2 separate regions of the Mus musculus genome follow, and region 2 is linked to region 1. Evidence: chromatin loops called from intact Hi-C (ENCODE). Cell type or tissue: left cerebral cortex. All regions are shown on one strand. Each heading gives the region's core, and the rest is flanking DNA. Links, peaks and the distances in the headings are about the cores only.

Region 1 (16,533 bases), core at 155-8,154:
AAATGCTTCAGAAAACAAGAGGAGGGAAGAACATTTTCAGCCCCTTCTGTAACAATGCCTGCGACTCTTGTCCCTACATCACAAAGAGACCACAAGAAAACTGTGGACCCATATGTCTCCTGAACAGAGACATGAAGCCATAGCAAACAATTAGCAAAGCGAATACAGCTACACAGTAAAAGTATTACAATATCAGGCAGGACCCAGGAAGGGATATGAGAAAGAAGTCAATGTATAAAAAAAAAATCAGAAAAATTATTCCACAAAATCCAATACCCTTTTATCGTTAAAAGCAAACAGACAACAAGCAAGCAAGCAAACAAAACAAACAGAATAACAACAAACTCTTAACAGTCTAGAAATAGAGGAAGGCTTTCTCTCTCTACACAATAAAGGATACATATAAAAATGCAAGGGCTGGAGTCATAATGACTACTTATTCCTTGAAATAAGGAATGAGACAAGGACTTTTGCTTTTGTTACTTTAGTTTAGCCTCATACTGGAGGTTGTAGCCAGGGCTTGTAGGCAGGAAAAGAAATAAGGCACATAAAGATTTTTTTAAATGAGCAAATAATTTCTATTCATCAATCATACCATCAATATAAGAAAACATTTAAAAACTATTAGAACTACCAAGTTCAGCATTGTGGTGGCGCACGTATACAGTTGATTGTATTTCTGTGCACTGGCAGCGGACCATAGGAAGATGGAGCTAAGGCATTTTTACTTACAGTAGCATCAAAGGATAAAATAAGAAAGATACATATGTGCAGGCCAGTGCTTTTTTTTTTTGACACAAGCTGGAGTCATCGGTGAAGAGGGAGCCTCAAGTGAAAGAATGCCTTCACTGGAGTGACCTATGGGAAGGCCTGTAGGACATTTTTATTATTGATTGATTGATTGATTGATTGATTTGGGAAGATCCAACTTACTGGGAGCAATTTCACCGGAGGCTGGTGGTTCAGGATGACATAAGAAAGCAGGCTAAGTAAACCATGAGGAGCAAGCAGCACTCTTCTATGGCCTCTTATTCAGTTCCTGCCCATAGGTTCCTGCTCTGCCTTCATGTAGATTCTTCCCTGGAGGGGGATTACAAGCTGTAAGCAGAAACCATCCCTTCCCTCACTAAGTTGGTTTGGTCATGGTGTTTTTAGCACAGCAGTAGAAACCCTAAGACCTAACCTAACAAGAGAAACACAAGACCTATGCCCTGAAAACCAAGTGTAGTTAAAAGGCGTTCAACACACAAACAAATAGAAAGAGAGCCCATGCTTGTATGTAGGTCAGCAACTTGATGCTGTCTGGCAGTAACACACTCATGCAGCTCATGCTATGTGTTGGGAACAGAGACCGTGTTTACCCACGCCTGTTCTTTCTCCACTGCAGACTATTCTACAACGGATGTCATTTTTTCACTACTACTCTCATGCTAGGCAGTCCACCCTGGACCTTCTTTGATATATATATATATATATTTTTAAATGGATTGTCAACAAGGTCTAGAACCACCTAGGAGGAATTCTCCCAACACACCTATGCAGGATCTAGATTAGCTTAGCCTCTGCGCATGCCCGTGAAGAGGGTCATTTTGGTTAATTCAGTTGGACGGAGCCGCCTTAAAAGTATGTTTGGTACAATTCCTTGAGCTTGACTCCTGGGCTGAATAAAACGTAGAAATCTAGCTAAGCGTGGACATTCCTCACTCCCCTTTTTGATTGTGAGTACAATGTGACCAGCTACCACAAGTTACTTTCATGGTAGTTTCCAGGCTAGGATGGATGGTGGCTTCGAATTAGAAGCCAAAATGAACTCTTCCCTGAAGTTGCTTCTATTAGGTATTTTTCTCTCAGCAATAGGGAAGGTAACTAAGCCCCCCTCCCTCCAAAGTTCTTCTCTTTGCCTTTATCCAAGACTCCTAGAGGATGTTCCCACCACCCTTTCATCTTCCAGGCAGCATCCGGGAGATAGGATCTTGTCACTTCCCCGATCTAACTCCAGAGGACTTAGGATTCCCAAGCACACAAAGCTTCCTGGTTGGTTTTCACCCATTGTCCTTGTTTGGACACCTTCAAACACGCCTTTCACTCCTGCCTCAAGCCTTATACAGTTCCTTCTCTTACTACAAACTGACTCCTCCTTCCAGGACTCTAAATCAGGGTGGGACACCCTGCTGGGTGTTCCTCTAGTGTGCAGGATTCCTGGTGTGTAAACTGCTGGACTCTGCCTGCCTTGGGATAACTTGGTTCCTTTGCTGGAGCCTCATTGTTTCTCCCTGTGATGTGCAGTTAGGCAGACCCTCTGCTAAGTGGTTCTACACCTTCAAAGTGGCAATGTACTTATGATGGGCTTGAAACCAGCGTATGAAATGAAAGCCACGGCCACTCTTCTCTTCCCTCTCCATAGGCTATAAGCTTTTCCCTCGCCCACCAGCAGTTCTTATAAACTCTGTTCATAGCTATTTCTTTGGGGGGACACCAAAACAGCAGTGGTTACACAGTAAAACCCCCAAACCGTCAGATGAAGAATTAAGGAAAGGAGAAGGGGTCTGGCTCTTTGAGTGTGCTTTGAGAGTGTGATTTTCATGATGCTGGGAACTATTTTTTTAAGTACTGTGGCATTTATTTTGGTCTAAGGAAGAGGAGAAGGAGGAGGAGGAGGAGGAGGAGGAGGAGGAGGAGGAGGAGGAGGAGGAGGAGGAGGAGGAGGAGGAGGAGGAGATAGTGTTAGGTAGTCTCTGTAGAGACAGCCCATGAAGGTCTATACCTGATGACTGGCTTAATACCAGACAGGGAAGAGCTCACAGTTGCTTTTTCTACCTGCCCTCCAGAAATCAGTGCAGGAGATGCTAGTCAGTAGTGAATAGTGGGGATGACCACTTCAACTGTAGCCCCAGGCCAATCTCTGGCCCACACAGGAGCTGGAATTTCCACCCAGGTGGCAGCTGTTGCCCCTATTCTGAGGTCATTTGTCTTCGGCACTGGGCCCAGCACCAGCACCTGCGAGTCAGGGCCCCCACCTGGGGTAGAGCTGGGCTCACAGCAGACATCTTTGACAGCAGGACAACCTTCCAAGGATGAGACAACAGAGCAGTAGAGGGTGAGGTATAGGAAAATAAAACCCCCAATAGTCTGGTAAACACAAGCAAAAAAGAACCAAACACATCAGGGATTTTAGAAAGCCAAAATTAAATTTAAAGCGAAAGTCGTTGCTTATGAAGTAGAGCCATTTGGAGAAGATGACTCATTCCGGGGCGAGGAACAGATGTTCTCATTTGCATAGTCTCCTTAATCGTGAATGGACTTTGCTCTGTCCCCCGTGCACTCACAGTCCGCAGCTGGTGGTGCTTGCAGGGCACCAAGGGAGTGTCTTCATTAGTGTAGTCCTTGGCCCCACATTGTTGGGGGCCCTTGGGAAAAAACAAAAAACAAAACACTTCATCCCCATCACAATGAGGGAATCTGGGAAAGGCAGCAGTCTTTCCTGTCCCCAACTCCTCACTCCAACTAGGCTGGTGCTAGGCACACAGCCAACAACTGCGAACACAAACAGCACCTCCTTCAGGCAATGACCACTCCCCAGAGTGTCACCCCCCTACTCTTTAATCTTTCACGTCCTCGATCACTGCCACCTTTCTGACTTGACTGGGGCTAGAACCTCTGCATCTCCCAATATTCTCTGAGTTCTCTTTAGTCACCTCAGTCCTCTCAGTGGCCACCTGTTGCCAAAATCCTGTCCTGGGGGCATTGAGGAGACATCAGCAACATCTACCTCTTCTAAGGTGCCAGTGACAAACCCAGCCACCGACTCGCCAAGTTGGAACCTAGGAGCTCATTGGGCTTTACTGCAGAGCCCAGCTGTGGGGTCACTTACAGGGATCTGGATATTTGTCCTGGGGTTTCTATCACACCGACAAAACACGATGAGCAAAAGCAGCCTGGGGAGGAAAGGGTTTATTTCAGCTTTCAGATTGTGGTCCAGAAAGTCACGGCAGGAACTTGATGCAGGTTCCTGGGCGTAGGAAATGAAGCAGGGGCCACGGAGGAGTGATGCTTACTAAATTCTTACAGGTTGCCCACCCTGCCTCTTTACATCATCCAGGACCACCTGCCCAGGTGAGCCAGGACCAACCACACCAATCATTAATCAACAACATGTTCCATAGATTTGTCCACAGTCTTCGTTAGTAGGGGCATTTTCTCAAGTGAGGTTCCCTCTTCTCAAATGGCCCAAGTTCTTGTTGAGGTTGACATTACCCAGTACAGCATCCTTTCCTCTCAACAGGCTGTGCCTGTAAAGCCTTTACCCATCAGGCATGAGGGCTTCTCCATAGCCGGATAGATGGAGCACCGGCAGTCTCTCCTGGCCTATACAATCTAGCTCTCCTCCAAGGACCACATGTGGTTAGGGCAGCACCTGTATACAACAGGTGATAGAGAGAATCTGGACACTCAGGTAAGGGTCCCGTGAAGTAGCCAGAGAGCCAGTGGCAAGGGGCACACAGTTGGACCCCTTAAGATGGCGATCGCTTAGCTAGTAGGATAGTCGCTGTCTTAGTCAGGGTTTGCATTCCTGCACAAAACATCATGACCAAGAAGCAAGTTGGAGAGGAAAGGGTTGACTCAGCTTACACTTCTGACATTGCTGTTCATCATCAAAGGAAGACAGGGCTGGAACTCAAGCAGGTCAGGAAGCAGGAGCTGATGCAGAGGCCATGGAGGGATGTTCCTTACTGTCTTGCTTCCCCTGGCTTGCTCAGTTTGCTTTCCTATAGAACCCAAGACTACCAGTCCAGGGATGGCACCACCCACAATGGGCTAGGCCCTCTTCCCCTTGATCACTAATTGAGAAAATGCCTTACAGCTGGATCTCATGGAGGCATTTCCTCAAAGGAGACTCCTTTCTCTGTGATAACTCCAGCTTGCATCAAGTTGACACATGAAACCAGCCAGTATACTCACTCACAATAACTTGGGGTCAGTCATGTGTCGAGGCTACAGAACAGGAGCTAGGACATTCAGAGGCAGGTCTCTAGGTCTCTCTAAACATAACTGAAAGAGAGGGAGCATATGAAGTCATGGGGCACACAAGCCTTGACCCAGAAGGGAGAGACTGAGAGAGAAGCATCTTCATAGTTGGGTAATGAAGTCCCACAGACTCACCCTTAACGGGGAAACAGTGCATGCTGGAGGCTGAGTGTGGGACAAGGGAAATAGGTGCATTCATGGTTGGAGGAGGGGCAAAGCTGTACTCCCCATCCGTCCCTCCAACTGGACACACCTCAGGGGCACAGCTTGCCCCTGTTTTGCTCTTGTTTGTCATAGCATCCCAATAGAGAACTGCATTTCCTTTTCCACACCTTGCTCTGCAGCTCCCCTGTCATCTCTGCTTGGGTACTGAAGCACCTGGCGTTGCCAGGTGACCCCTAAGAGCTTGGGTCCTTCTCTTCCTTTTGTGATGACTCCGTCCTTTTCCTCTTTGTTTCAGATGGGCATCCTTGTGCCTCCTAGCCACGATGGATGAGATATAGCCAGTGTGTTCTTGCCACACTGTTGCAATGTCCTGGGCCTGTCTCTATCAGACCAGAACCTGTGTGCCTGCTTCTCTGGGTGTTCTCTTTAGTAACTTGTAGGCCGTGTCTTCTCCCAGGAAACCCTAGTCTTCTGCTTGGCCACGGATGACAACTGCAGACACCAGGGCTATGGAGAACCATCCTATGGCTATCCAGAAGGGGAGCCTAGTAACTCCGGAAGGCTGCTATTCCTTTCTCTGGGACTCCTAACTGAAGTTGCACATCACCCCAGAGTCTGTCTGCACTGATGGTGCTGGCTAACCCCTCAGAATCTGTGCTGGCCAGCATCAGCACCAGGCTAAGCTCTATCCCACTACATTGGGTTCAGCCACTGCCTAGAATGCGATCTCTCCTGGGAATCCAGGGTCATGCTGGGTGACAAGGCAACTCCATTTCAATCAGAGCTGATTGTGCTGTGACACCTGATGTCTCCTGCCCCCTGTCCCTGCAACTGAGGTTGAGAGGCCTCAGGGACAGCGGAACTGTCAGCCGGAGACAGAGTGGCCTCCATTTCAAGGTGGAGGAGACCTGTAGCCAGGGAGGTCCAGTCAGTGACAAAGTTATTTCATATCTCGGCTGAAAGTCCTGATCCCCAGCTGTGCTGAGGTTTCTGTTCTTAAACACCCATGACATCACTCTATCACGCAGTGTCCAGGAGTAGAGGCATTAGAGCTGGTACCAAAAAGTCATGTAGTGATTCAACCACAGCCCAAAGGCGCAGCTATTTCACCTACCAGTTAATGCTGTATGATTTGGCTGTTCTCAGGGGCTGAGTGCACATTTTGGGGGACTGTGTTCTTTACAGATTGCTCATTGGTTACCTGAATGCTAAGTGCCCCAGGTTCCCTGACTTGACTACTCAGATTGTAATGATACCCATTCTATACCAATTTGGCCATGCCTGGCATATTGTGGGCACAGAGAGGCCCAGTTTTACCCACTCAGAGGAGAGCTGATCGTGGAGGATATTGTGTCTCTTGTTCTCAGGAGAGGTGACTCACTCCATGGAAATCCACAGCAGGGGAAAAATTGAAATAGGTCTTGAGAAGGTGCCCCCCCCCAGGGGGTGCAGAATTTATAGTGGGAGGGACCTATCTCAGGGTTACTGATGCTAACATGAAATACCATGGGCCAAAGCAAGTTGATGAGGAAAGAGTTTATTTGGCTCTCACTTCCCATACCATAGTCTATCACTGAAGGGAGTCAGGGCAGGAACTCAGGGACAGGGACGTGTTGGCGTGAGCTGAGACAGAGACCATGGAGAAATGATGCTTTTACTGGCTTGCTCCTCATGGCTTGCTCTGCCTGCTTCTTATAGGACCCAAGTCGATGAGCCCAGATATGGCCCCACCCATAATGAGCTGGGCCCTCCCCCATCAATCACTAATGCGCTACAAGTTTGCCTACAGCCCATTCTTACAGAGGTATTTTCTCCACCCTGGCTCCTTACTCTCCAAGGACTCTAGCCTGGGTCAAGTTAACATAAAACTCGCCAGTGTGAGACCACAGAATTGCACCTTCTTCTATAGTCTCCTTCCTTCTCCTTCCTTCTCTCCTTCAATGCATAGCCTCTCCCCAACTATGCCCCAGGCTCAGGTGTAATCTTGTTAGAGCCTTTATCCTGTGTTTGCGTCAGGGCCAGTGAGAGGCTCAGGTCACTGGCCCCCAGTGACCTTAGATGCTCCTTTTCTGACCCCACCTACTAAGCTTCTCTCAGGGATACATTGTTGCTTTTTGTTTGGATTGATGCTGCTCTGTTAGGTGAAATTGTTCACACCTCTCTTTCTGCCCATACGTCCCTGTTCTCTGTTGCAGAGGGCTATCTCCCACTTCCTTCTCATTTGGGGTCCTGCATTACCCCCTCTCCCTCCCCACCCCCAAGCACACACCACCAGGTCGCTCTGCTGGGGCCACAGTATATCTTCATAAGGCTAAACGTGATACCTGAATCTTGGTCTTGTTTTAGTTTGGGTTTTACTGCTGTGAACAGACATCATGACCAAGGCAACTCCTATAAGGACTACATTTAATTGAGGATGGCTTACAGGTTCAGAGGTTCAGTCCATTATCATCATCCAGGTAGGTGTGGTGCAGGAGGAGCTGAGAGTTCTACATCTTCATCTGAAGACTGCTAAGAGAAGACTGTCATCCAGGCAGTTAGGAGGAGGGTCTCTAAGCCCATGCCCACAGTGACACACCTACTCCAACAAGGCCATGCCCACTCCATCAAGGCCACACCCTCTCCACAAGACCACACCCACTCCAACAAGGTCACACCTCCTAATAGTGCTACTCCCTGGGCCAAACACACCCAAACCACCATAGGTCTCAATCTTCTTTCCCTATTAGTGCTTGCCCGTGTGGATCTCCCGATCTTCTGAAATATTTTTAAAATACCGCATGCTCATGCCTTTCTTGCTCTATTGCTGGGTGCCTCCTCATCACTTGGTTTTTCTGTGCTTTGGTCCAACCTCCCCATCCTGTACTTGCTTCCGAGTCCACCCAGTGTACCAGCTGCCCTCTACCACATCCCTCCCTGGATGTTTACGTCCTCACAGCTTCTTGTATGCTACAACTGCCCCCAGGAAACGTCAAGGAGAAATGGAAGCCAGAGCTACCATCTGGAAGACTGTTTCTGAGGGTGAGGGTGGTAGGGAAACTGGCTGCCCAGGCCACATGTCACCCCAGAGAATTCTACACAGCACTGATTCCCGGGGATTGTGACTATTCCATTTTACCCGACTGTGCTGAAAGAATGGGAATCCCGCTTACTCTCTGGGTTCACAGTAGCCATTTTCTCTCTGCTGCTATGTAAACTCAAGAAGAAGCCTAGGAGCTGGGGCGTGGAGACCTAGTCACGATCTGTCTAGCACCACGGCTCACAGATGGAACTGTGCTCATTGTATGACATTTTGAGATGAAAGTTTGTTTTTGTTGGTTTTCCCTTTCCTTGCCTCTACCATTTCTTTACTCTCTTGTGCCTGTGCATCTCCGAAATCCTCCTTTTGCTTTCCAGGTCACATAAGCACAACTCCCCCCTCCCCCATCCTTCCTCACCATCTCTCTCTTTATCTGCCCCCCTCCCCATGGTCTGCATACACACACACTCACACACACACACGCTAAGCTCTGCCCCTGAGAGAGAACATGCAGTATTTGTCTGAGTATGGGTTATCTAGCTTAATATAATACATTCGTATTCACCTCTTTTCTTGCAAATCTCACTTTTATTTAGCGTTAAATGAATTCCATCGCATATATATACTGCATCTTCATTATCAAATTGTCCAGCTGTTGGTGAACATCTAGGCTGGTCCTATCTCCTTGCTATTACAAATAAGGCGTCAGTAAACAAGGATGATCGGGTGTCTCCAGTTAGGGCTACAATGCGAGATATAGAGTCCTTCAGGTCTATGCTCGGGAGTTAGTATAGCTGGGCTGTATGGAAGCTCTATTTTTAAAGTAAAGCATTCTTTTTACCATTGTTGGTTTTAATCTTGCATGTGTACACACACATACAGCAGTGTGCACACGGAGGTCAGAGGACATCTTTCAGGAGTTTGGTTCTCCCATCCCAAACCTTGTCAAAGCAGAGTTTCTTTGCTGTTTCTTCCAGTCTATGTACTCCCCCAGGCTAGCTGGGTCACTTCTGAGCAAGCCTCCTGTCTCTGCCTCTGGTCTTGCTCTAAGAGCATGGGGACTATTGAAGCATAATACAAAAACGAACCAATAAATCAATAAATAAATCAGCTTTTTGTGGGTACCAGGAATTGGGCTTAGGTCACTGTGCTTGTGTGGGAAGTGCATTTACAACACCAAGCCATCTCACTGGCTCCATTATGAATTTTTAAGAGCCTGCTATGCTAATTTTCCCGACAGCTATGCTAGTTTACCCCCCAGCCAGCATGGGATGAATGCTCCTCTCTCCTCACATCCTTGGTTGGTGCCTGTTGTCATCTAGTTTCTTGATAACAGCATTCTGAATGGGTGAGGTGGAATTTCAAAGTAGTTCAATTTGCATTTTCTGGGTAGCTATGTTGAACATTAGGAAGAAATTATTAGCAATTTTGTGTTTCTTCTCTTGAGAACTGTCTGTTCAGTTTATTTACTGATCAGTACTTTTGATTTTTTGGTGTTTTTACATGGAGTTATATTTTAGTTCCCCCACTCCCACCCCATTTTAGGTATAGTTAGCTAATAAAGATGTTTGCACGTTCTGTAGGCAAGCTGATTGCCCTGCTGATAGTATACTTTTTAATTTTCTGTAGTCTCCTTTGTTAATGTTCTATGTCCTGTGTTACTAGAGTCCTTGCCTGTATCTATATCTTGAAATGTAGTCATGTAGTTTCAGTGTTTTGGCTTTTAAATTAATGTCTTTGGTCCACATATCTATATATCGACCTATAGATATAGATGTAGATTATAGATATAGTTTTACCAGCAACATCTGTTGGATAGACTCTTCTTCAGTGTATGTGGAACATTGGTGGTCATGGATATGTGGCTTTATGTATGGAGTTTTCCATTCTATTTGACTGGTCTATAGGTCTACTGGTCTACATGTCAGTATTGTGCTGTCGTCACCATGGCTCTGTAGTATAATTTGAGGTCAGGTACTGAGATACCACCAGGAGTGTTCTTTCTGATTAGGATTGCTTTGGGTAGTTGTGATCTTTTGTATTCCCATATGAATTTTTGGGTCCCCCCCCCGCCCCAGTTCTGTGAAGAACATCAGTAGAATTTTGATGGGATTTGCATTGAATCTATAGAGTGCTTCTATAACTCAGCCATTTAACAATATTAATTTTGTCATCCGTCTTAGGGGTCCTGTTACTGTGAAGAGACACCGTGATCACGGCAACTCTCACAAAGGAAAGCATTTAGCAGAGGCTAGTTTACATGTTTGAGTCTATTATCATCATGGCAGGAAGCATGGCAGTATGCAGGCAGACATGGTGCTGGAGAGATAGCCGAGGATGCTATATCCGGATTGGCAGGCAGTGGGAAGAGAGAGACATGGCCTGGCTTGAGCTTCTGAAGCCTCAAAGCTCACCCTGCAGTGACACACTTCTTCCAACAAGGCCACACCAGTCTAACAAGGTCACTTGTCCTAATCCTTTCAAATCATGCCACTTCCTACGGTGGCCACTCCTGTGGTGGCCATTTCCGTTCAGTTTGGCCCAAGCTAGTGACATTAGAGAAGAGGGAACCTCACTTGAAAAGAATCCCTCCACAAGATCAGGCCATTTTCTTAGTGACTGATAGGGGGGCCCAGCCCATTGTGGGTGGTCCTGGGTTCCATGAGAAAGCAGGCTGAGCAAGCCATGGGAGGCAAGCCAGTAAGCAGCACCCTTCCACGGCCTCTGCATCAGCTCCCGCTGCCAGATTCTTTACTCTCTCTGCGTTCCTGGCCCTGTCTCCCTTTGGTGATAATTGTTCTGTGGACGTGGACATGAAAGAGTCTCCTCTCCAAGTTACTTTTGGCCCATGGTGTTTCATCAGTGTAATAGAAACCATGACAAAGCCAGTGAAGTTGATTCCTCGGTTGGTTGGTTGGTTGGTTGCTTAGATTTGTGGTTGGGAGATTTTCTTTTTCCTCCTAATTTGTTTTTGCAACAAATTTGTAACTGGTACGTGTGAAAACTATTGGTTCTCGTGGTTTTGCATTCTATAACTTCATAAGAAGTATTTATTAGAGGTAGGATTTTTCTTGTAAGGTCTCAATGGTCTGCTAGACATGGAGTCATGTCAACAGTGAATAAGGATAATTTAACTTTTCCCTCCATAAGGCCTTCTATACATGGACTCATGACAATGGTGAACAGGGATAATTTAACTTTTCCTTCCTTATTTTTGTCTGTTTTATATCGTTCTCTCGCTTATTGCTTTAGCTAAGACAGGTAATACAATGGGGAAAGGAGAAAACTGGAGGTAGGTATTCTAACTGAGAAGAGGTGTGGAAGGTAATACAGAGCAAGAGAGAAGGAGAAATAAATAACACTGAAGCTATAGAAAAACATTACTTTATAAGCATACTTAAAATATGCACACAACACATGCACACACACATATTATCTGTTAATAAAATAATCATCATATTTATATAAAATAAAATATAATAAGATGTAGTTATGCTACCTAAGGTGATAATGGTTCTTTCAAGGAGCATAGACTATCCAAGTACCAGGCACAGGGAAATTTCCCTTTGAGTTGTTGCCCAGGGAGTTGCAAGAGACTCCCCAAGTAATATAGGCTATCAGGATTGTCCTACATTACCTCCTAGAACCATAATGCAAAACCCTATTGCTGAAGACATCACATCCTTAAGCTGCAGGGCTTAGCACAGACATAGAAGCCTCCTCTGTGAGGACTAGCTCTCACTGTATCCGAAGTTGCTATGCAACCTGCCAAAGAAGAGGAGCAATCAGTAGCCCCATCTAAATACAAAGCCCGGTGACCACAACAATGACTGGCTGGGCAGTATATCCCCCAACAGTTCAGTAGTAGCGCTATTATTCTGGAGGTAACCAGCAGCTGTCTAGTTAGACTCAAGTCCTGTTCTATAGGAGGGAATTCAAGTCTGGTACTGGAGCCCTAGCTAGTCCAGCTGGAAATGGTGGTGAGGTCGTAGACCCGAAAGCATAATCTACTACTAACATTTTCTAAACCTACCATTTATAACTGCACTCTAAATATTCATCCTTACACTCAGATAAATGTAGTTCCCACCCCTCATCGAGCAGCTTCTCTTCACAACAGGCAGAGGCTACCACAGAAGTCCACAACCTGTCAGAAGGCAGAAATATCAGTGGCTTATGGAGTGCACAGCCCCTACACCCAAGTCTCATGGATTATCATAGAAGCGACAAAACATTGTAAGAGCCAGAGGAACAGGACACCTGTTATGAGCTAGTGTCTTCTTGATATGACAGGGCAGCAGTACCTATTAAATTTCTAAAATATGGTTGCCTAGATAAGACCTATATAGTGATAACACCAGTTGCCATGCTGACGTGGGTAGAGATCTCACAAGGTCCCATGACTAGATGAAGCGCTAGAGATAATCAATGGCTGATGGAGATACCGAGAGTCAGCCTTCTTTAGGGACAGGCCTCTGATAGATACTCCAAACCCAAGTGGTCAGCCCTAAACAGAAGTCCATAAGAGCAACAATAAGTGGGCTCTGCAGTGTGTGTGTGTGTAGTGGAAATAATTATAGCAGTTGTCATGAACTTGAGAGGGAATAGGGTGAGGGACTCAGGGGGGTTTGAAGAGGGAAGGGTAGAAATGATGTAAATTCAATAGTCATGTACAATAGTCTCAAAAATTAAAATAAAGAGGAGAAGGGGACTAAATAAATCATAAGAAGGATGCAACGAAGTAGAACTTAGCAGAGAAAAAGTCCAGATGTCCAGCTGCTCTCGATTTCCTCCCGTTGTCTTTATTATTTTGAGGTGAGGTCCACAGATTCCCAATTTTGCCAGGACTTTCGTCACAAAGGCACGTCACATCTTGTTAAGGTCCTTTCTGTATCTATTGAGATAATCACACGATATCTTCCCTTAAGTGTATTTATATGGCATATTACACTTATTTACTTGTATATGTTGAAGTATCTTTGCATGAGAGGGAACCTGCTTAGTCATGATACATGGTATTCTTTTTCAATGTATTTTAAAAGTGTTATACCATAGAATACTTTTAATTAGCTCACCAAATAGCAAGGTACCTCATGGCACTTTCATACATAAATTTTGATCACACCCCCCCTTCCATCCTTTCTCTCCCTTAACTCCTTGCCGGTAGGTCCCAAACCAGGGACAAGTGGCTATCTAAGGTGCCTATCTAAACCGTGCTGGATGCCAGGTTCTCCCAGCATCCCTCAGTCCCTACCTGTTACAGGCACACCCCATCCCTACCCTGAACTCTCCAGCACCGGGGCTAGGCTGCATTTTCCCTGCAGCTCTTCCCTATATAACCCTTACATTTTGGCTATACTGGTCCTTTTTACCCTTTACCATCCTGGTCTCTTTTGATACTTACTGCTGACAGTTAACCATGCATGCACATGCCAAAAAGGGACAGTACTAAAGTATAAGACTTGTGTGAACATGCTGCCACATGATGGCATGGCTTACATGTGAACATGCATACCCATGCTGCCACATGACAGTCCAGGGATATGGCTTACATGTGAACATGTGTGCATGCCTCAAATGATGGGGTGGGGCATGGATTTTATATGAGCATGCATGTACATGCAACCACATGTTGGTGTTGAAACATCACATGTAAACACATGTTTACATGCTGCCAACGCACAACAGTCAAAAATGCTACATATGTGAACACTCATGTCTATACCTTCACAGGGCAGTTCTGGGACAAAGCAGGTATGTGAACAGGCATGCCATTATGACCATGGGATGGTAGTGAGACATGGCATGCATTTGAACAAACATGCCCACATTACCACATGGTAGAGATGGAATGCAGCATGTGTGTGAACAGGCATACCCATGCCTACATGTGATGGATGCATGCTCAATTGTGAACACCTGAGCACACACGGCTATGGTTTGGCACTGGGAAACTGCCGTGTGAACCTGTGTGGCTATGCTGCCATTGGTTGGAACTGGACACAGTTCACATGGAACTCGGACACAACCCATCCTCAATTGATGCCCCTGGGTATCATGTGAGCATGTGTGCCCATGCCACCATGGTATGGTACTGGGACATGGTGTGTGTGAACAGGTGTGACCACAACACTACAGGCTGATGCTGGATCATGGTACACATGTAAGTATACATACATGTAAGTATGTGTCCCTATGTCGCTCATACTTTGTCACATTTGTTTGCACATGGCTTAGGTGTGAAATTATGGCCCATATGTTGTACTGGAACATGGCTAGTGTGTGAACATATGTTTGCCCATGGCCGTGTTGCTTCACTAGAACATAGCTCATGGATAAACACCTAAAATCATGTTACCATATGATGGAATGGGAACATGCTCAGATATGAACTTGCATAACTTTGCTACCACAGGACTGTGTTGGAATATAGCATGAAAACATGCACATCTGTGCCGCCACAGCATGTGTGTGAACACTCATGCCCATGTCCACATCTCCATGTGGTGGCACTGGAACATGGCACATGTATGAATGTGTGTGCCAATGCTGTGTTAGGATAGTGTTAGGATACTGCTCATGTGTGAACATATGTGAACACCCTGATGATCAATATCACTAGGAAATGGTTTGCATGTGAATATGTCCCCATACTGACACGTGATGGCACTGGGGACATGACTCATATATGAAAACTTTGGTCAGTGTTGGGACGTGACATGCATTTGAACATCCATGTTCATGGCCACCATAGGATGGTACCAGAATATATCACATGTGTTAGGCTATGGACATGGCACCCATGTTGCCATTGGCAGCACCAGAACACAGTACACATGTGAACACACATGGTAATGTTGCTATGTGGTGACACTGGGACATAACTTGCATGGGATCAGGTGTGACTATTCTACTACATCATAGTGCTGGACATAGGTGCATGGGAGCAGGTATGCCCATATGGCAAAGTGATGGCTCTGGAACATGGCCCATGTTAACAGGAATGCCCATACTACCATATGGTGGTGCTGGGACACACCATGTGTGTGAAGATGTGTGTTCATGCCACCATGTGGCAGTGCTGGCATATGGCATGCATATGAACAGCCATGTCCTCACCACCAAGTAATGGTATTGTGACATGGTATGTAAAACCATTGCATGAGGCACTAGGACATGGTATCCATGGGAACGTGATGCCCACATCTCCAAGTGAGGGTGCTGGAACATGGCATACATGTGAATATGTGAGCCCATGCAGCCTTATGATGCTTCTGTGACATGGATCCTGTGTGAACACACATGCCCACAGTGCCCATGTGATGGTACTAGTGTATGGCTGATGTGTGACCGTGAACAAACATGCTATGGGAAGGTGCTGGGACCTAGCTGATGTGTGAATTCATATTCCCATGCTGCCATGGGGAAGTATGTGATCACAACTTGCATGTGAATAGATCTATCCATGCATGACAGTCTGGGTGTGATACTCATTATAATAGGTATGCTCGTATACATGGGTTGGTGCTGGGGTATAACATGTATGTGAATAGACACGTCTATGTCATTATGAGATGGTTCCGGGACATGGCCTGCATGAGAACAGGTGAGCCCATGCCTCAGTATGATGTCACTGGAACTCTGCTCATGTAGGAACACATGTGACCACACCACTACAAGACAGCACTGGGACACGGCTTGTGTGTGAACACATATACCTATCCTGCCAGAGGACAGTGCCATGATATGATCATGTGTGATCTGGTATGTCCATGCTACTACTGGACAGTGCTGGGGCATGACCATCATGTGAACACATGCCCACACCACCATGAGAGGGGGCTGGGTCATGGTATGTATGTGAATAGGCATGCCTACACCAACATGGCAGTGCTGGGGTATAGATGTGTGCTAACATGTGTGTTCATGCCCACAGGACAGACTTGGGCACAAAATATGTGTGAACAGATACGTCTATGCCACCATAGCATGGTGCTAGGGCACAGCTCATGTGAGAACACATGAGTCAATGCCACCAGGGCATGCAGCTGAGACAGGAGTTGTGTGCAAACAGGTGTACCCCCAACCCCCGCCGCCACAGGACAGTGTTGGGACATGACTCACATGTGAACCAGCATGGAAACACAGCCAGGATTTGATGCTCAGATGTATCTCAGGTATGATCATATGTGCTCACACTGCTGGTTGTGCAGCATGGGCAGGTGGGGGCACACAGGATCGGTACATACTTGCATGTGAACAGGCATACCCACACCACGACACAACAGTGCTGGGACATGGCTTTTGTGTGAACACATGTACCC
Region 2 (8,000 bases), core at 1-8,000, 55 kb before region 1:
AGGGGGAGCTTATGGCATACTCCTAAGGAGCTTCAAACATGTTGACCTGAGAATCTGCGGGTGTTCAGCCCCCCCCCCCCTCAAAGCTTCCAGGTACCAGCACCTATGGTAGCCAAGCCAGGACTGGATCCTCCGAGGGGGGTGGCAGTCATGGTGAGTTTGTGTCAGGTTAGCCATTCTGCACATCTGGTGACACACGGTGGCAGGTGTCACTAGTTACACATTCAAGGTCTGTGCCCATTTTAAAAATCCCCCTTCTGCGGTCTCTCTGTATCCTGACTAAGCTTCTAAAGATAAAATCTGGACCTTCACGATAGGTATTCGATCTCCCACCTCCATGTTCTAAATGTTCTTGGATTCTACTGTCCCACACGAGCCAGTCCCACCACTCAGAACACCACTCTGTCCCTTGCTTGTCACTTGGGGTAAGAGGTTGATGTCCTGGTGCCTCACACCCCTCATCTATAATAACAGGTTGAGGCCAGCAGCTCCCAAAGATAAGATTTTTCTTTTCAACATTCAACTGTGTATATACACATAACCCGGAGATCATGTGGGACCCAAGTCCTGCACCTACGTCAGAGACTTTTGGTATCCACCTGGCTGTGCCTGGCCAGACACCTCACCACACAGACCCCGGTGCTGGGCCTGCAATGACTCCCTCCTCCCTGCCGTATGGAAGGATAAACAGCTGCTCCGTCCAAGCCATGAAGTTCTCAGGATGAACAGCTGTGGTTCATGTCAAGTACCCAGAATTCAGGTTTCCTCTTAGAACTGAAAAGATGCCCCAATCCTTAGGAGGCAGGGTTACCAGTTTGAGGTCAGCCTGGACAACCTAGCCAGACTTCTGTCTTAAGAAAAATAAAAAGCTTTAAACCCCAAACCATCCACTGAAAAAGGCCCCAGCTGAAAGAGCAGCAGAGCCAGTTTGACCCCTGACCTAAGGTACAGCTTCTCCTGTGGCGGTCCAAGAGTGAGTAATGAAGTAGCTAGCACTTGCTGCTTGGGAATGACCCATGCAGCCATCCAGGGTCCGCACCCACTTGGTGAATCTCTGCCTTAGAAGCCACCAAGCACTCACTCCTACCCAGAGAGTGGTAGCTACATAGGCCTTTTCTTCCTGGGGATGCTCTCCCCATCAGGATTCCCAACTCTTCTTGGAGTCCCAGGACATGCCAGCTTCCTTTGGCTTCTAACTACACCAGCAGGTAGACAGTTCTTCAGCTACTGGTCCAGTCTAATCCTTTCCCAGCCAAGTGGTGTATACACTCCTGCAGTGGGTACTGCTAGTTCACGTAGCCCAGGGTCATACTAGTTCCAGGAGGCCATGTGTAACACCCACTCATGCTGAACACATGCTATTATTATTAAGTAGGAGGTTTACCATATTCTGAGGCCAGGTGAGGCCTCCCTTTCTGTGCCATAGAATCTGGCTGCTGCTAGCTGCGGGGTGAGCTATGGAGCTAGGGAATATTATACACGGACCCATCCTGTCTCCTTGTTTCCCCCCACAAGGCCCAGGGCAAAGCTTGCTCTCCAGACACTGGGTTGGGTAGGTGCCTTGTATATGGTGGGATGGGTAGGGTAGGTGCCTTGTATATGGTGGGATGGGTAGGGTAGGTACCTTCTATATGGTGGGATGGGTAGGGTAGATACCTTCTATATGGTGGGATGGGTAGGTAGCATAAAAAGGCAACGGATGAGAAGGGGCAAAAATCATCCTCGGCCTATTACCAGGAGTGTTTTCCCACGTCTAAGATGGCATGTATAACTGTACCCCTAAAACAGAGTGGCTGAGGGCTGGAGCGGGGCAGACAGCTTAGCCCTGGACCCAGGCTCAGGTAACTGTTAGCATCTGGGATTCCAGCCACAGCAGGGGCTCAGAGGTACAAGATCCTGGCTTACATTTATCCCTAGGCCAATGATAGAGACAGGAGCCAGTTCTGTGAGGTGACACAGGATCCCAGGTAGAATGGAGACAGTGCTGACAAGAACCACAAGAGGACCCATATAGGAGGAGGTTTGGACCAGCATGGCCTCCTTATGAAAATGGGAAGAGGGCTGGAGAGATGGCTTAGTGGCTAAGAACACTGACTGCTTTTCCAGAGGTCCTGAGTTCAATTCCCAGCAACCACATGGTGGCTCACAACCATCTGTAATGGGATCCGATGCCCTCTTCTGGTGTGTCTGAAGACAGCTACAGTGTATTCATCCATAAAAATAAATACTTAAAAAAAAAAGTCCTTTTGAGAATTTAATGTAATTTACTCTTTAAAAAGGCGGGGGGAGGGGGAATGTTACAGAGGCTCTGTGATCTGTGCTCTGTGATCACGGGGGGGGGGGGGGATGTTACAGAGGCCATGCTCTGTGATCAGCGGGGGGTGTTACAGAGGCCATGCTCTGTGATCAGCGGGGGGGGGGGGATGTTACAGAGGCCATGCTCTGTGATCAGCGGGGGGGGGGGGGTGTTACAGAGGCCATGCTCTGTGATCAGGGGGGATGTTACAGAGGCCATGCTCTGTGATCAGGGGGGTGTTACAGAGGCCATGCTCTGTGATCAGAAGCCTCTGGTTTGGAAAAGACAAGGTTGGATCTGAAGTCGCACACTGCCGTTGGGACCTGGGACCGTCAGTCGGGGACTGTCACTAAGCTTAGGTGCCGAGAAGCTTCTGTGGGGCATGACTCTGCTGGCTTCCTGGAGGAGAGCGCCTGTCCATGCTACCTGAGTACTCTCGGGCCTCCCCTGAGGCACGCCCAGATGGCCGTGAGACTCTGTGATTCTCACACTCCAGACTGCAGTTCTTGCCTCCGTGAAATGGACCACTCACCCTGGATCCACCAGTGACCTGGAGAGGACTGTGCTTCTGAGAAGCTGATCCCGGACTGGGGAACTGAAGGAGGTATCCCTCGCCTCCTGAGCCCTGTCTCTAGGCCCCGTGATACAGATGACAGGCTTGCCAGCCAGGCCCTTGACACTCTGCAGGGTGCCAGGGTCTCCTTTCACTGATAGACTAAGTCCTATGCACACTCCCTTGCTGGTCTGCAGATCTGTGGCTGCACTTCCTATCTGGGAGCTGGCTGTCTCTGCCACTCTCTCCTACTTTAGAGGCATGGGGGAGGTTACTATCCATGCTGTGGTGTCCTCGAAGAGCTTAGACACACAGGGAGTGAGGTGAGAAACCCTGAGGAGGGAGTCTGATGAAATCTAAGCAGGCACCATGCCACTGCTTCCTAGCAGTAGGCACAAGCTGGGCAGGCAGCAGTCATTCACCCAGGGAGGGCCAGATGCTTGGTTCTCCCCAGACAGTGCCAGCTACTGGCTGCTGGCTTCCCCGTTCCATCCTTGCCTTCCCCGTGACGTGGCTCCCAGTGGACAGAGCCTCTGTATCCACTCCAGTGCTTGGATGGAATGCCAGCTAACCCTAACAGAGACAAGGCAGGTGTGCCTCTGGCTCCGCTACCCACAGGGAAGCTCTCAGGTACTCTGGGCACGCCAGGTACATTCAAGTGTGTGGTAGCCCCTTGGGTCTTTCTCAGCCCCAAACTGCTGGAAGGTGGCAACAGCCAGCTGCCCCTCCCTCTGTTCAGTTTAGCACCCAGACTCTCAGTAGATGGATTGCTGTTTCCATGACAACCGAAGAGGACGCCTCCACCCTCCATCTCACACAGCAATAAAGACCAAAGACAGGAGGAGGCTGTACTTCTTAGCTCAATATATCTACCTGGGGGTAGTAGCAGTGGGCCTTTGGGAGTTGGTTGGGGGACCTGATTCTCCTCTGGAGATGATCTGTTGGCTCACTCTGGCCTAAGAGCCAGCAGGCAGTTAAGATGGAAGGTTCCTTTGGTGACATGTTCCTGATAGCATCCACCTGTGAGGAGGCCACTTTTCCATTCACATTAGAAAAGTGACACAGGGCTCCAGGCCCAGGGAGAAGGGTCATGATGGGGATCCTCACAGCATTCCTATTTTATGGACTCAACCTCTGCCCAGCCCACCACCCTGGAGCAAGGAGGGTCCCATACAGACTGGATCACCTTCAGGCTTGGTCAGGGATATTGGCCTCGGGGGAAACTGGGATGTATCTGGAGACAGAGGAGATAACTGGGGACTTATTTCCAGCGCAATCTGGTTAGTGTTTCTCTCCTCCTTCCTGCATAACTTAACTGCTGCTTCCATAGCCTGGAGAATTGGATTAGGGAAGCTCATGATTCTATGAGCCCTGCTGCCCTGGAGCCTGTCTGAAGGAACAAGCAGTGCAGGAACAAGGGATGCGCTGAAGCTAAGGAGGCTGCTGCCTGCCTATGAGCTGGGTCCCACCTGTGCTCCCTCAGGGTGGTCACCCCCACACAAGGGTCCCTCCCCCCACCCACCAAACCTGCGGGTGCTCAGGGCCCTGAAGCAGATGGCACAACCTGGTCTACTGTTCCGGCTCCAAGGGCCTGCTCACAGCCCCTATTCCCATCTTGCCTGCCTACCACTTGGCTCCATACACTACCCTATTTTTGTTCTCTGGGATCTGCCATTGCTTTCCTAACTAGAGACCCCACCTACCCTTAAATCTCCATGCCCTCCCATTCAGTTCAATATTTCTTTCATGAGTCTTTTGACTTGGCTCTGAGCAGCATATGGGGAGGAGGTCGGAAGTCTGGCTCTTAGTCCCCGCTTGAGGGACAGACAGCACTAAGCAAACTTAACTTCAGAGAATGGAGTCCTTCGGAGGATGGATACACATGCTTACCAGCTGTCCAGAAAGACAGGAAACAGATGTCGAGTGTGACCAGCTAGGCAGCAGCACGCTGACTTGGGGCATGTCTGGGATGGGGCAGCAGTGTGGGCAGGACATCCTGGGACTCTGTGATACCAGCGGATTCTCTGATGGGGACCCATCTCCCTGCACGTGCCTTGTGAGCACCCTTCAGAGGCTTCCAACTCTGGTCAATGCATTTTCCACCTCATCCGCGAGCACACATCACCTGAAGGCCTTTTACCACAGTGTCTTCCTGCACATTGCTCCTCCTCTGGGTGCACGTCGCTGGCTCTATCACTGACTCCCACCTCTAGTTTCTACAGGCCCCCTTAGCGCCATAAGGCTTTCGGCACCATTTAGACCATATTCTTCTCAGTGTTCACTATTTGCCCATGAGTTCATGACTGACTGTCTTGGGACCTGTTCTCCTTAACTTGGGACAAACCTCAGACAGGGCCCGATGACCTCTGGAGTAGCAGCTATGTTTCAGGTAGGGGTGGGAATGAAGGTAGGCTAGGGTATGAGGGATGAAGGTAGGCTAGGCTATGAGGGATGAAGGTAGGCTAGGCTATGAGGGATGAAGGTAGGCTAGGCTATGAGGGATGAAGGTAGGCTAGGCTATGAGGGATGAAGGTAGGCTAGGCTATGAGGGATGAAGGTAGGCTAGGCTATGAGGGATGAAGGTAGGCTAGGCTATGAGGGATGAAGGTAGGCTAGGCTATGAGGGATGAAGGTAGGTAGGCTATGAGGAAGCTTTGGCTGCTTGGCTGCCCACCCTCGGACCTGGACTACAGATGGATGCATGGGGTTATGTTGGGAGGACTCCAAACACTTCTGTGAGGGTATCTAGATTGTGGTTTGGGATGTGACAGGTACCCAAATGAGGCTCTGACCAAATGGGGCGGGACTTCCCTTCTGTAGCAGCCTCACTTCCCAGTGACATCTGGGTGGTCTGCATCTTGTGTCTGATGCCCAGAGGGTTGGTCTGGTCAGAGACCACAAAGGAGCTGGGTAAGGTATTCAGGTTTAAAACAATCGGGAACTATCTGATCCCACATCTTGGCACGGGAAGTCTTGGGTTTGCATCTGTACATCAGCAGTCTGGTCAATCCCCTGGGCTCTGTATACAGATGCTCAAGGCCCAGCTCTGTGTCTATGCTCCTCTTGCTGGGTGTCCCGTACATCCTGTTTATAAAGCTGCCCGGCCCAGACGCAGCCTCCTCCTGCAGGCAGAGAGCCCTAAACCCACAGAAGCCACCCTGACCTAGTGGCACAGAAGGGGTTAGCAGCGAGGGTGGCTACAGCTTGTAAAGTCAGGAATTCTGGATCTCTAATGTTCACTGGCCTTCCCTTCCCCGGGTCTGTTCTCATCCAGTCCCCTTTTTCTCTCAGATGCTGCCTCCTCCCCAACCAGGGTTGGTCTGCTGTTATCCAGGCAGGAAGGGGAGGCAGACCTAGTATATAGAGTGCCTTGGGAGCAGCCCCCCTCTGGCCAGCAGCAAATGAGATTTCTCTGGGTTGGAGGTTGGGGCAGGGGTATAATTTAACAAGTCCAGAAGGCAACCCCTGCTTAGCCATGTCCCTCCTGGTGCCCAGTGAAAAGTGCGATGTTCACAGAAACAGTATACACCGGGCCTGCCACTTCAAACAGTAAGGGCTGTTTAAACAAGATAAGAGGCTGTGGGTAAGGCTACACCTCAGGCTCTAATAACATGGGGCAGCTTTGTTATGAGCCTGCCAGAGATGGTAGGAGCAACTTCCTGCATCACACAGCAGGTGAGCCTCTGGCCACCTCCTGTTTACCTGTACAGTGTAGAAGGGGCTGGCATGCCCCTACATGGTGGTAATGGAAACTACCTCCCAAAGCCGCCTAGTCCCTGGGTAGTGGGCAGCTAACGGTCCTCATTGGGAGGACCTCATTTATAGGTTTGGAGGCCCCTGATTTTGCAACCAGGGAAATCTGTGCTTGGAACCCAAGTTTCTTCATCTGTGGAGTGGAAGACCACTCCCTTGCTGGGCTAGGGGCTCACAAGCAGTGCCCTGGGATATGACCCAGAGCAGGCTCTGTGCCGCCTGCTCACGGCTCGGAGCCCATGATGAACTATGTGAATTGCCCTAGACCCCTTGGATGAAGGGGCTTGGGGGATCAGAGTTGTACTGCTGGGTCAGCCTGGACCTGGGCCATCCAGATAGACACGGGCAGCCACATGACACACTAGGATGACTTCCAGGCCCCAGTGTTAGCTAGAGATAGGTACCTACAGTACCTGGTGGTTTTTTTGTTTTTAAACTTAACTGATAGAGCTCTCTAGGGGCAAAAGTACAGCCATCAGACTTAACCCTGTCCAGTCAGGGGCCTCTCAGGCGTTGGCCCAACACCCCACAAGTCACCTGTCTTGCCTTTTATTTTGTAACGGATCTCAGAAGCGACAGACAAGGTCTCAGAGCTTGGTGATTCTTTCTGTTTTAACAGGTGCTGCTTCAAGTCCTGGGGAGGCAGAACCCCAGAGTATGACATGGACACTGGGTATCATTTACCCAGAGGTTGTGACTTAGGAACACTCTAAGACTCGTGGGTCTGGGACAGAAGATCCCACAAGATGCTAGGTGCATTTACTCTAAGAGAAGGAAGTTGGAGCACCAAGTTCTCTTCTGCTGTCCATGCCCAGCAGGCCCGAAGCATTGTGGGTTGGGGTGGGGGTGGGACTCGGGTTGTGGCTCCTGCTCCAGTTCACAGGGCTCTCCTCCCCAACAGGAAAAGCACTCTCCTTTCCACAGCCCAAGGCTGCCTTTGCTTCTACTGAATTAAGAACCAGGTCTCCACTTTGCTTCTCTGTGTTAAATCTTGCTGGTGGGGGATATAAGACCCCTGCTGCCAGTCACTAACAAGAAGTTAGCAGACAGCAGGAGGCAAGTATTTTATAGAATGGGGATAGATGTAGGCCTGTGAATTAAAAACAAAACAAAACCAAACCCTGAGAGCACAAAACCTCTCCGGTTGTTCTCCAGGGGATACCTGGGGCTTACACATCACCTGGACTGTTCAGCAGGTGCAGGCTTAGGAGCAGAGCCACACCCCCCACCCGACACCCCCCCCCCCCCCCCCCCCGCACCAAAGCTTGTGAAATCCTTTGCAGTATTACTGGGCCATTCCTTTGAGGAACAAGAGAAACTGGGGCTAAAGAGATATACCAGTGGGCAGCACCTGCTCATGGCCTAGAGGATGGATTTCAGCAATGCGCATCCTTTCAT

What was found. A loop is a pair of places that touch in the nucleus more often than their neighbours do. Peaks named below come from ENCODE experiments on the same cell type or tissue, not always from the same donor. Only the 100,000 strongest peaks of a DNase experiment are listed, where the experiment ranks them.
Region 2: a loop joins it to region 1, with 2.3 times the contacts of the local background. A loop is called at or near these places in 6 of 42 quality-filtered maps.

The regions. Positions count from the first base shown.
Region 1 is chr10:74,939,737-74,956,269 of GRCm38, reverse strand. No RefSeq gene overlaps it. Among named protein-coding and RNA genes, the nearest start is that of Gnaz, 19 kb to the left of the region's middle. In left cerebral cortex, for the core only: no CTCF peak of the experiment used is centred there; DNase peaks (open chromatin) are centred at 712, 3,001 and 3,269; H3K27ac peaks cover 783 bases.
Region 2 is chr10:75,002,698-75,010,697 of GRCm38, reverse strand. All of the region lies in intron 4 of Rsph14 (radial spoke head homolog 14 (Chlamydomonas)), which reads left to right. All of the region lies in intron 3 of Gnaz (guanine nucleotide binding protein, alpha z subunit), which reads right to left. Among named protein-coding and RNA genes, the nearest start is that of Gm40692, 17 kb to the left of the region's middle. In left cerebral cortex, for the core only: no CTCF peak of the experiment used is centred there; DNase peaks (open chromatin) are centred at 3,205, 3,613, 4,062 and 4,640; H3K27ac peaks cover 2,535 bases.